3 separate regions of the Homo sapiens genome follow, and all the other regions are linked to region 1. The links are chromatin contacts, found by Hi-C or POLR2A ChIA-PET in ENCODE. All regions are on one chromosome and are shown on one strand. The core of a region is the stretch at or near the end of the contact, and the rest is flanking DNA. Distances in the headings are between cores, read along the strand shown.

Region 1 (4,108 bases), core at 704-3,203:
GGTCATACAGTGGAAGAAACCTTCTAAAAGCGTGTGCTGACAAAACTCCCACTGCTACAGCTTGTACTCTACTCTCCTAAATTAACTATTTGTTATTAATCACAATACTATATCTATAAGAAGACTTCACTTCACATAATGGGAAAAAATACTTGCGATTCATATATTTGATAAGGAACTTACATTCAGAATATATAAAAAATTTGGCCGGGTGCGGTGGCTCACGCCTGTAATCCCAGCACTTTGGGAGGCCGAGGCAGGCAGATCACGAAGTTAGGAGATCAAGGCCATCCTGTCTAATACGGTGAAACCCCATCTCTACTAAAAATACAAAAAATTACCCAGGTGTGGTGGCAGGCGCCTGTGGTCCCAGCTACTCAGGAGGCTGAGGCAGGAGAATTGCCTGAACCCGGAAGGTGGAGGTTGCAGTGAGCCAAGATTGTGCCACTGCACTCCAGCCAGGGCAACAAAGCGAGACCACACCTCAAAAAAAAAATATTCTTACAACTCAACAGTAAAAAGACAACCCAATTTTAAAATGGGCAAAGGATCTGAACAGATATTTCTTCAAACAAGATCTACAAATGTTCAATATGCACATGAAAAAATGTTCATCATCAGTTATTAGGGTAATACAAATGAAAACCACAATGAGATATCACCTCATATCCACTAAGATGGCTAGAATAAAAAAGACAAGTGTTGGTGAAAATATAGAAACTGAAAGCCTTCCACACTGCTAGTGGGAATGAAAATATGCAGCTATTCTTAATAGCCAATAGGTAGAAACAACCCAAATGTTCATCTATTGATGAATGTATAAGCAAAATGTAGTATACATCAATGCAACACAATACTATTTAGTCGTAGAAATGAAGTACTGATACATGCTAAAATATGGATGAACCTTGAAAACATTTTGCTAAGTGAAAAAAGGCAGTCATGAAAGACTACATATTATGAGTCCATTTATATGAAATGTCCAGAACAGACAAATCCATAAAGACAGAAAATAGATTAATGGTTACCTGGGGCTGGAGGTTTGGAGGATGATGGCTAAAGGGTATGGAGTTCTTTCTGAGGTGATGAAAATGATTTATAATTGATTGTGCAATAGTTGCACAGCTCTGTAAATATACTAAAAACTACTGAATTGTATAGGTTAATACTAGTTCCTTGATATTTTTTTGGATGGCATACCAAAAGCCCAGGCAACAAAAGCAAAAATAAACAACTTGGACTACATCAAACTAAAAAGCTTCTGCACAGCAAAGGAAACAATCAACACAATCAAAAGGCACCCTACAGACTGGGAGAAAATGTTTACAAACCATATATCTTTTTTTATTGTTTTGGAGACAGAGTCTCACTCTGTGCCCAGGCTGGAGTGAAGTGGCACGATCTCGACTCACTGCAACCTCCACCTCCCCAGTTCAAGTGATGCTCCTGCCTCAGCCTCTGGAGTAGCCGGGATTACGGGCCCTGCTAATTTTTAGTAGAGATGGGGTTTCCCCATTTTGGCCAGGCTGGTCTCAAACTCCTGACCTCAAGTGATCCACCTGCCTCGCCCTCCCAAAGTGCTGGGATTACAGGCATGAGCCACTGTGCCCGGCCAAGACTGTTTTTTTCTGAAGAAGACATACTAATGACAAACAGGTATATGAAAAGGTACTCAACATCATTAATCATCAGAGAAATGCAAATCAAAACCACAATGAGATATCATCTCACACCTGTTAGAATGACTCTTTTGGTAAGAGATAACAAGTGTTGGTGAGGGTGTGGAGAAAAGGAAACCCTTGTAGACTGTGGATGGGAATATAAATTGGCACAGCCATTATGGAAAACAGTAATGGAGGTTCCTCAAAAACTTAAAAATAGAACTACCATATGACCTAGCTGGGTATGTACTCAAAGGAAATGAAATCAGCACCTGGTAGAGATATCTGTGCTACTGTGTTCATTGCAGTATTAGTCACAATAGCCAAGTTATGGAAACAATGTGTCAACTGACAGATGAATGAAAAAAGAAATTGTGATACACACAGATACACACAATGGAATATCATTCAGCCTTAAAAAATGAGATACTGCCATTTGCAACTACACGGATAATAAACCCAGAGGACATTACACTCAGTAAAATAAGCCAGACACTGAAAGAAAATACTGATGACATCGCTTATATATGGAAATCTGCAAAAAGTCTAACATATAGAAACAAAAGAGCAGGCCAGGCGTGGTGACTCATACCTGTGATCCAAGCAGTTTGGGAAGCCAAGGCAGGAGGATTCCTTGAGACTAAGAGTTCAAGACCAGCCTAGGCAACACAGTGAGACCCTGTCTCTACAAAAAATTTAAAGAAAAATAGCTGGGTGTGGTGGTACACACCTTTAGTCCTAGCTACTTGAGAGGCTGAGGAGGGAGGATCACTTAAGCCCAGGAGGGGGAGGTTGCAGTGAGCCGAGACTGCACCACTGCACTCCAGCTTGGGCAACAGAGTGAGACCTTGTCTCAAAAAAATAATAAAATACAGCAAGGAGACATGGAGAAAAACAAAAACAAAAATGTGTTTAACTGTCTTTTAGTCTATTTGCATTGCTATAAAGAAATACCTGAGGCTGGGTAATTTATAAAGTAAAGAGTTTTACTTGGCTAACAGTTCTGCAGGCTGTACAAGAAGCGTGCCGCTAGCATCTGCTTCTGGTAAGGACCTCAGGAGGTTTCCAATCATGGCAGAGCCAAAGGGGGAGCAAATGTGTCACATGGCAAGAGAGAGGGGAAGTGTGTCACACTCTTCTGAACAACCAATTCTCACATGAACGAATAGAGCAGGAATTCACACATTACCTCTGGGACAAGGATGGTACCAACCCATTCATGAGGGACCTGCCCCATGACCCCGAACACTTCCCACCAGGCCCCCACTGTCTAACACTGAGACGTGAGATTGGAGGTGGACAAATTTCAACATGAAATTTGGAGGGGTCAAATATCCAAACTATATCAAACTGCAAAAGTAGTTTCATTATTATGCCTAGATCAACTGTTGAACAACTAGATGATACAGAAATAAACTTTATGCATAGCATTATATGTATCCTGACAGCATTATAGGCACCCATCCTAACTATACCTGGTTTGAATTATATTTATTTAGAAACTATAAAAATTTTGTTCCAAATGTTGAAATTTCTGACAAAGCAACATTTATATTAGGAGTATAAGGAAATGTTTAAAATATACTTAAAAAAAAACAGAAAACAAACTAGCAATGTCTCCTCCATAAAATGCTTGACAAACTTCAGAATAATTTTTTGCTTTTAATTACCAGCAGTATATAGGGAAAAAGGGTTTTCAAAGTTGAGGACTTCCCAAATGTACTCCAGGTAACACCAGGTGAAGGTGAGGGAACAGCTTAATGCTACTCACTGCTTGAGCAAAAGAAAAAATCATTTTTTATGACCTGCCTATGTATTGAGTTTCATTTTGATTCTTTTTTTAATTAAAAAGTACTACTTTAGGCCAGGCTCAGTGGCTCATGCCTGTAATCCCAGCACTTTGGGAGGCTGAGGTGGGCGGATCACTAGGTCAGGAGTTCGAGACCAGCCTGACCAACATGGAGAAACCCCATCTCTACTAAAAATGCAAAAATTAGCCAGGCGTGGTGGCAGGCCCCATAATCCCAGCTACTCGGGAGGCTGAGGCAGGAGAATCACTTGAACCTGGGAGGCAGAGGTTGCAGTGAGCTGAGATCATGCCATTGCATTCCAGCCCGGGTGACAGTGCGAGACTCTGTCTCAAAAAAAAAAAAAAAAAAAAAAAAAAGTGCCACTTTGTCCCGGTGTGGTAGCTCATACCTGTAAACCCAGCACTTTGGGAGGCTAAGGCAGGAGGATAGCTTGAGCCTACGAGTTCAAGACCAGTGTGGGCAACATAATGAGAGTTCATCTTTACCAAAGGGGAAAAAAAATTAGGTGGGTGTGGTGGTACACACTTGTAGTCCTAGCTACTCAGCTAGACTAGGTTGAGGTAGGAGGATCACTAAAACCCAGGAGGCCAAGGCTGTAGAGAGCCGTGATCATACTACTGCACTCCAGCCTGGGCA
Region 2 (4,366 bases), core at 611-3,110, 390 kb after region 1:
TCAGCTCACCGCAACCTCTGCCACCCAGGTTCAAGTGATTCTCCTGCCTCAGCCTCCCGAGTAGCTGGGATTGCAGGCACGCACCACCACGTCTGGCTAATTTTTTTATTTTTGGTAGAGATGGGGTTTCACCATGTTGGCCAGGCTAGTCTTGAACTCCTGACCTCAAGTGAACTACCTGCCTCAGCCTCCCAAAGTGCTGGGATTACAGGCGTGAGCCACTGTGCCCACTGGCAGTGGGTTTCTGATGATAGGATAGTTTCATGAAAGTTAGCTTAAAGTACAAAAAACTTTTTTTTTTTCTTTTTTTGAGACAGTCTCATGCTCTGTCCTCCAGGCTGGAGTTCAGTGATCTTGGCTTACTGCAACCTCTGCCTCCTGGGTTCACGCCATTCTCCTGCCTCAGCCTCCTGAGTGGCTGGGACTACAGGTGTGCACCACCACGCCTGGCTAATTTTTTGTATTTTTAGTAGAGACAGGGTTTCACCATGTTAGCCAGGATGGCCTCGATCTCCTGACCTCGTGATCTGCCCGCCTCGGCCTCCCAAAGTGCTGGGATTACAGGCATGAGCCACCGTGCCCAGTGAAAAAGCTTTGATCCTTTGTCTTCAATTGCACCTATGAAAAGGAAGTTTCGTATAAAAGCTGATATAAATGGCTAATAAAGCAGAGAAATAGCTTAAAATTTGACTGTAGACATTTGCTATGTATGATTAATATGTATCAGTTTACAGTTAATTTTAGGAAAACTTAAATTTTATAAATTGCCAAGAAATCACCCATGAAAAACTAATTTTCACTTAGCGGTTTAATTTTTTAACATTAGGATTTTTAAGTTTCGCTAGTCTTATCATCTGGGACACTGGAATTTTGTCTTGTTGGAATTGCTGATTAAACAAAATAATTCTTCAAAAGTGCTTAGCACAATGTTAGGTAAATAGTAAGCACTAAGTAAACATTGGCTTTATTATTATTAGGTGGTCCTATACTATGATTCCTCCTATTTATATCACGTGTGTCTTGCTGCATATTTAAGGACGCTCCCATCTATATGTTTGGACTAGTGCAATAGTAAAGCTGCCAGCTCAGGTGAAGAAAACCATTTAAAAATTTAAAGTTAAGCACATGATGGAAAATTCTTGAATATGTGGTGAGTTAGGTATAAAAAATATAGGGGGATTGTATTGTTGAATACAAAAAAGCCATTAGACTATTTTAAGAATGCTCTCTTCTGTCATTAGGGCTTGGTTATGAATAGTATATCACATGCATGAAAGGAGGTGGTGGCTAGTTTCATTTCCCTAAAACATGTTTCAATGGTAAATTAGAGGCAGCTGTGGTTTACTGACGCATAAACCCAGTGAGGTCTATGATAACTAGTATATATTTACAGTTTGACTCATGGTGCCTGTCAGGCTTTAATCATAGGGGAAGAAGTGATAGTACTTAGACTTCACTGTTTAATCTTCCGTTCATTTGTTTTCCAAGTTTGTTTCAGTCTGTGGGCAGGTTCCCTTTTGATTGCAACATGCAGTCCCTATTTCTGCAGTTTATCTTCATTTGCCATTTTGAGAGGGCTATGAAAGTCCTATGATAAGCTCCTTGTTCTCCAAATCCATGCATATAAGTCTCATCGAGTTGGATGCATTCTAAAGACATTTTGAAATCACATCAACACTTTCAGATCAGCAAGTTATTTCTTAATAAATTACTGTCTTAATGTTAGATGCTATTTTAAAAACACGAAAGAGAGCAGTTTCCAAATATGTGTTACTACTTCCAGGGAATTGTAAACTGGAGTGTTTAATTAAAAGAAGGCCCTAAATTTTTATTATGCTGTCACTGGATATTTGAATAACTAGCTGTAAATGAGTTCTAGTTGTACAAAAGTGATTTTCTAAATCCAGTTGTCCCTATTTCAAAATATAGTTCTAGTTCCTGGGTGAAACTGAAAATGAAATGGCCATGTCTTTATAACTAAAACAAATTAGAGGGTTGCAGCAATAAAATGAACCCACAGAGGGGAAAAAAACCCTTTGAATCAGGTTTTTATTTTCTTCTCCTGAACTGATTGGGTAATTTACTCAACTAATTTTGTCTAGTCATTAGGAAGTTAATACTCCATTCTATAATTTCCTTCCACTCAAGTGAGCAATACTGGTGCATATAATTTGGATTAAGAACATTCCTCTACTCTTACAAATATTTGGATATATGCCTTGAATATGCTTCCTCATTTAGGCCACAGAAATTTATTCAAAGACAAATCAATCAAAGATAATAACATTAACTACTATTTATTAAGCATCTCCTTCATGACAAGACTTTTTCCCATATTGAGATATAATTGACAATTGAAAATTGTACATATTTAAAGTGTACAACATGATGATTTGATATGCATATATATCCATGCATATATATCCATATCCATATCCATGCATATATATGGATATATATGCATATATATGCATATCAAATCATGTCGTACACTTTAAATATGTACATATTTCAATTATGCATATATATGCATATATCCATATCAAATCATATATATATAATATGCATATATATCATATACATATCCATCACCTCACATAGTTACCATTTTCTTTTGTTCTCTCTCTCTTTCTTCCTTCCTTTCTTTCCCTTCTTTTTTATTTTTTGGTGGTGAGAACACTTAAGATCCACCCTCTTAGCAAATTTCAAGTATATAATATAGTGTTGCTAATTGTAGTCACATCGTTGTAGAATACATCTCCAGAATTCATTCATTTGGATAACTGAAACTCTGTAACCCTTTTCCAATATCTCCCCATTCCTCTATCCCTCCAGCTCATGGCAACCAACATTCCACTCTCTGCTGTTCTAAGTTTGACTACTTTAGTTTTTACATATAAGTGAAATCAACACAGTATTTGTTTTTCTGTGTCTCGCTTAGTTTACTTAGCTTAATGTTCTTCAGGTTCATTCATGTTGTAAATGACAGGATTTCCTTTTGTTTTGAAGGCTGCATAATATTCTGTTGTATATGTATACCATATTTTCTTCATCCATTCATCTGTTGATGGACATTTAGGTTGTTTTCATATCTTGGCTATCATGAATAATGCTGCAATGAACGTAAGAGTAGAGATATCTCTTAGAAATCCTGATTTTCCTTTTTTTTTTCAGACAGTCTTGTCACCCAGGCTGAAGTGCAGTGGCATGATCTCGGCTCACTGCAACCTCCGCTTCTTGGGTTCAAGTGATTCTCCTGCCTCAACCTCTGGAGTAACTGGGATTATAGGCATATGTCACCATGCCCGGCTAATTTTCTTATTTTTAATAGAGATGGGGTTTCATCATGTTGGCCAGGCTGGTCTGGAACTCCTGACCTCAGGTGATCTGCCCGCCTCGGCCTCCCACAGTGCTGGGATTACAGGTGTGAGCCACCGTGCCTGGCCTATTTGATCATCTTTTACAGCTTAGGGAATTAAGGTTTAGATGTGGCACAGGACAGAAACATACTTTGAAGATAGGTCTGTTTGACTTCAAAACCTGTGCTCTTTGCCAGGTGCAGTGGCTCACGCCTGTAATCACAGCACTTTGCAAGGCCAAGGCAGGAGGATCACTTGAGGTCAGGAGTTTGAGACCAGCCTGGCCAATATGGCAAAACCCTGTTTCTATTAAAAATGCAAATATTAGCCAGTCATGGTGGTGTGCTCCTGTAATCCCAGCTACTTGGGAGGCTGAGGCACGAGAATCACCTGAATCCCGGAGGTGGAGGTTGCAGTGAGCTGAGATCGTGCCACTGCACTCCAGCCTGGGTGACAGAGTGATAGTCTATCTCAAAAAAAAAAAAAAAAACAAAAAACAAAAAACCCCCACAAAACCCACAAAACCAAACCAAAAAACCTGTGCTCCTTACTGTGCTCTCCTGCCTCTCAGTGCGAGATAAACAGAGTGGGCAAAATAGCCTATGATGTCATCATCCGCAAGGCCTGTTGCTACTGTGTGATGCCTGCTCCCTAGATGACCTCCTGGGGGGGTGAAGCGAGAGGAAATCTGGCACCAAGCTGGTTGAGGGGCAGAGCGAGAATGTCTGGGCTTCCCCCACCCAGCTTGGAATGTGAGTGATGCAAATCATCTCATCGAAGGCTCAACTGCAGCCAGGAGACTCCTCCAGTGATGATGAGAGTGTACAAATGAAGTGCAGGAGCGGGGGAGCCTTCACACACCTCCAGCCCTTCCTGCTTCTTGAAATACTCATATCCTCTGGCAGAGACTAGCTACAGAAATCCATGTCCACTTACTCACAGCCTGAAAGAAACCCACACAGTGGACCAGGAAGGTTGTTGCATGGTAATTAGAGCTACTATTGAAT
Region 3 (4,593 bases), core at 1,931-4,430, 430 kb before region 1:
AGCTGGGACTACAGGTGCCCGCCACCATGCCCAGCTAATTTTTTGTATTTTTAGTAGAGACGGGGTTTCACCATGTTAGCCAAGATGGTCTCAATCTTCTGACCTTGTGATCCGCCTGCCTCGGCCTCCCAAAGTGCTGGGATTACAGGCATGAGCCACCGCGCCTGGCCAGTAATTTTCCTTTTACATAAATGCCATAATCCCTTTTCCCTTTACCTTATAATCTCATCCTCAGGCCCTTACCCCAAAATAAAAATAAATACCTCCTGAAATTTGACAGTGCTTCATTTTCTAGATTACTACCTTGCATCTGACTTCCCTGCAGATGGAGAATTGCCCCTAGATTTAGGGGTTTTGTTTGTTTGTTTTTAAGTGCACAGATATTCCTTTAGAGTTTCACTGTGGGATAAAAATAGGATATTAGGGTGAGAAAAATCAAGGTTTGTGCCTGACAGTTGATTCAAGCACAAGGTAATGCTATTTGCGACAATATGTTAGTTAAACCCTTCAAAGGAAAATGAAATCAAGAAGTGTACTCCTTACATTTTTTTTTTTGAGACAGAGTCTCACTCTGTCACCCAGGCTGGAGGCAGTGGTGCAACGTCAGCTCACTGCAACTTCCGCCTCCCTGGTTCAAGCAACTCTCCTGTCTCAGCCTCCAGAGTAGCTGGGACTACAGGCACATACCACCATGCCTGGCTAGTTTTTTTTTATTTTTATTTTTAGTAGAGATGGCGTTTCACCATATTGATCAAGCTGGTCTCGAACTCCTGACCTCAGGTGATCCACCCGCTTCTGCCTCCCAAAGTGCTGGGATTACAGGCATGAGCCACCGCGCCCAGGCCTCTTTACATTTTAGGGAGACATCATGGTACATTCATTTTCTACCAAATGGAGTAAAAAGAGCTTCCGTAGAGACATTTAGCATTGGGCAGGCAAATACATTTATTTCCTTCTGTAACAGCATGTGCTTGGCAGAACACTGAGAACTGGAGGTTGAGAAAAAAAAAAGTGGTCTTCCTGCTCACTTTTCTAAGACATCCTTGCTAACACAGCATTGCCAAAGGGCTTGCGTGTGAATCACCACAAAGTTAAGTGGCTGATGAAACTGAGAGTTTATGAGAATTTCTGATGAAGCAGCACATAGGAGTGCCTGTCGGTTATTGTATGAGTGTGATGCAGTCTATAATTTGACTTGTTTGGGTCTTTTTATTATTATACGTTGAGCTTCACTGAAGCCTGTTGCAAGCTTTTTTATTTTTCCTTTGCTATCAGAATTCTTCTGCTTCATGATGGAGAATTGAGGCTTTATGGCAAGAATGCTAAATATACCTTAAATTACAGACAGAAGAAGCTGAGAGATAGTTATTATGTTTTATTAGCATCTGATTCCAGGCACATAATCCCAATTCTCATAATTTCCTAATCAAAGATGCATTTCATTTCTGCACTCACCCCAGTCTAGTTGGATACCCTCTGAAGTACCCAGGAACCAAGCCAAGAGCAGTATCAAGAAAAGATAGATGATTATGCAGATGGCTTGAGTAAAACTTGTCTTTAGGCTCCCAGCATCCTCCCACTTCCTAGGCTCAGTACTCCTCTAAAGTTGCCAGACTTAGCAAGGAAGTACATAGGTGCCTGTATGTTATCTCATTAAGGCCCTTAATAGCTTTATCTTAATCCTTCTGCCATCAGAGCCTATTTTTTTGGGGAAAAAAATTCAGATTACTCATCAAGCCTTAGAGCAATATTTCTCTAAATCTGGTCCCAGATAATCTGCAGAAGAATAACTTGGGAACATGAAAAATGCAGATTCCTGAGTTTCACCCTAGACTTCCAGAATTAGAAATTCCAGAGGTGGGGACTGGGAATATGCATTTTAAATGTCCTCAGCAAATTCTGAGACACAATCAAGCAAGACAATTATTTAATAACCTTAGTGTCTTTCCTCTCCAACTGTACATACCTGAAGACTCCATCCTACTTGTAGAAAAGGAGATAACAAAGGTTCAGTACCTGGCATTTACAAGGACCTCAATCAATACTTGTTCCCTGAATCCCTTCTTAAAGGAACTGTGGACTTCAGGAGCCAGAAGACACCAGAGGTCCCTTTCCAGTCCCTTGAAGTAAAATAAGTCTGAGGCTGTCTCTAATCACCTCCGCACACCGAGGGCCTAATCCATCTACCTGACCCTGTCTGGTCCAAGCTCCTCGAGGCTGGCACAGCTTTGGCCGTCAGGAGAGCCTTCTGGGCAGTGGCTCTAACAGAACCATGTCCAGGACTTCATCCGTGGGACAAAAAGAGTGAATCTTCAGTAAGTCTGTGTGCAGAGAAGCCTGAGATGATTTACCTCATTTCTAAGCTACTACTGTACTTTGTTGTTGTTGTTGTTGTTGTTTTGAGACGGAGTCTCGCTCTGTCACTCAGGCTGGAGTGCAGTGGCGTGATCTCGGCTCACTGCAAGCTCCGCCTCACGGGTTCACGCCATTCTCCTGCCTCAGCCTCCCGAGTAGCTGGGACTACAGGCCCCCACCACCACTCCCAGCTAATTTTTTTTTTTTTTTTTTTTTTTTTTTTTTTTTGTATTTTTAGTAGAGGCGGGGTTTCACCGTGTTAGCCAGGAAGGTCTCAATCTCCTGACCTCGTGATCCGCCTGCCTCGGTCTCCCAAAGTGCTGGGATTACAGGCGTGAGCCACCGAGCCGGCCAACTACTGCTGTACTTCTTACCCCCTGTATCAAAGAGTTAAAATCTAATTTTTTCCCAAGATCGGTCTCACTGTAAGTCTGCTATCTGTATTTTCCCATTCTTCGTCTGATAGCCACCGACATTAATGACCAGCTCATTACATGTTGAGGTGTGGGGAGATGGGGGTAGAACCCCGTCAACCCAGGATTCGAGTTTAGAAAGACTACAAGCCCCAAAATGCAATTTCACCTCCCAAAAACTACCATTCCCAACATGCAATGCAACCAGGACGAGCCAAGGAAAAAAAGTACAAGTGTGGCTGCAAAGTTTGCCCCTCTTGTTACCCTCAGGCAAATGATTGATTTAGAAAGGCCCCAGGGGCTATTTTTTGCAGGAACGGTCACTCCCTAAATCCAGGCAGGGAAAGGGAGGAGTCTGAGCCGAGTCACGCCCCTTCTCCTGTAAACTTGGGTCGCCTCTAGCTTAGCGAGCGCTGGAGTTTGAAGAGCGGGCAGTGGCTGCACACGCCAAACTTTCCCTATGGCTTCGGTGACCAGGGCCGTGTTTGGAGAGCTGCCCTCGGGAGGAGGGACAGTGGAGAAGTTCCAGCTGCAGTCAGACCTCTTGAGAGTGGACATCATCTCCTGGGGCTGCACGATCACAGCCCTAGAGGTCAAAGACAGGCAGGGGAGAGCCTCGGACGTGGTGCTTGGCTTCGCCGAGTTGGAAGGTGGGTTGAACTGTGCCCTGGGCTGCGAGCAGGCCCCAGGCCCACGCTACATACCTCCCGGATCTAGCGGGCCACTTGCAATGCGAGGGACCAAGGGGGAAAGTCGCCTAGCTTGGGACCGTCTGACTTGCAAGCGCATGCATCATAGAGGGCCGTGTGGCCATCCAGCATTTGGGAAAAACTGTAATAAATAAACTATGGCAGTTGGCCTCTGGTTATCCGTTCAGGCTTTGCCCCAGTTAACGTAAAAGGTCAGCTGATGGTATGATACACTTCAGCGATCCTGGAGCGATCTTTGAACTGCCTAATCTTTGAACTGCCTGATACCTGGAGAAGGCTGGAGAGGAAAGAGCAGGCAAGAGGGGGTGTGGCTCCCACTTCTTCCCTTCTGAAGAAGGAAATTCAAATACTTGCCTCTTCTACTTCCTTCTTCCTTGATCAGATTCTCTTTGAGGCCTGGTTGTCTCAGAAATGCTCCACTAAGCTCAGTGGTTGCCTAGTACACCAGCTACCCAATAACCATTTAGGAACAAAATAGAGAAGACCAACTCAGTGTCTTCTCAGAGATCAGGTCTCCTACCAACTAGGATGGACTTTTATCCCAGAATCCATGGGCAATTAGGATCAGGCATTAATTAATACATTTGACAACTCTATTAATCCGATGACCTCATTAAACAGGACAGACAAGGTCCCCACTCTTGCGGTTTGGCTGGGGAGATAGACTTTAACTCAGTAATTGCATAAATAAAGAATGACAATTGCAGCTTGATTGCAGCAAAGGAAAATGTACATCATGCTCTCTTAGCACCATGGTGTAACTAGACAGAAAATGAGGTGTGAAATAAAGCTGGCAAAGGGAAACTGAGAGTTAATACTCTCTGCTCAGTGGTTGGGGCGTAGACAAATTCTGCTGGAGAGGAGGTTTGAGGTTTTCCTTTTGGTGTGTCATTCTGTCTGTTTGGTTCTTCCGATACGTAAGATATGTAACTTGGCTCATGGTTACATGTTGGCCAGACCAGCCTGGCCAGCATGGTGAAACCCTGTCTCTACTAAAAATACAAAAAAATTAGCTGAGCATGGTGGCACGTGCCTGTAATCCCAGCTAGTCAGGAGGCTGAGGCAGGAGAATAGCTTGAACCCAGGAGGCGGAGGTTGCAGTGAGCCAAGATTGC

What was found. Hi-C counts contacts between places; a loop is a spot of excess contacts on that map. ChIA-PET counts read pairs that join two places held with the same protein, here RNA polymerase II (POLR2A). Pooled maps may share reads with other maps.
Region 2: a pooled map shows a loop between it and region 1 (12-fold over the local background). The contact joins two enhancer-like sites. A Hi-C loop is called at or near these places in 6 of 37 single-sample maps with no recorded cell type and 9 of 50 pooled maps. POLR2A ChIA-PET finds 5 or more read pairs at or near these places in 1 of 52 experiments (OCI-LY7).
Region 3: a loop to region 1 is called in a pooled map, with 13 times the contacts of the local background. The contact joins the promoter of GALM here to the enhancer-like site in region 1. A Hi-C loop is called at or near these places in 6 of 50 pooled maps. POLR2A ChIA-PET finds 5 or more read pairs at or near these places in 2 of 52 experiments (GM10248 and H1).

What each region holds. Positions count from the first base shown.
Region 1 is chr2:39,098,403-39,102,510 of GRCh38, forward strand. All of the region lies in intron 1 of SOS1 (SOS Ras/Rac guanine nucleotide exchange factor 1), which reads right to left. It also overlaps the pseudogene HSPE1P13. Among named protein-coding and RNA genes, the nearest start is that of SOS1, 21 kb to the right of the region's middle. Within about 2 kb of position 1,954, at least 2 of the 41 ENCODE cell types and tissues checked have a DNase peak (open chromatin) inside an H3K27ac peak, as active enhancers do; they include OCI-LY7, where a contact is called at or near this core.
Region 2 is chr2:39,490,936-39,495,301 of GRCh38, forward strand. All of the region lies in intron 3 of MAP4K3-DT (MAP4K3 divergent transcript), which reads left to right. Among named protein-coding and RNA genes, the nearest start is that of MAP4K3-DT, 56 kb to the left of the region's middle. Within about 2 kb of position 1,861, at least 6 of the 41 ENCODE cell types and tissues checked have a DNase peak (open chromatin) inside an H3K27ac peak, as active enhancers do; they include OCI-LY7, where a contact is called at or near this core.
Region 3 is chr2:38,662,934-38,667,526 of GRCh38, forward strand. GALM (galactose mutarotase) reads left to right here and starts at 3,181. Exons shown (of 7, transcript NM_138801.3): 1 at 3,181-3,418. The coding sequence starts at 3,229. RefSeq lists enhancers at 2,933-3,445, 3,446-3,958.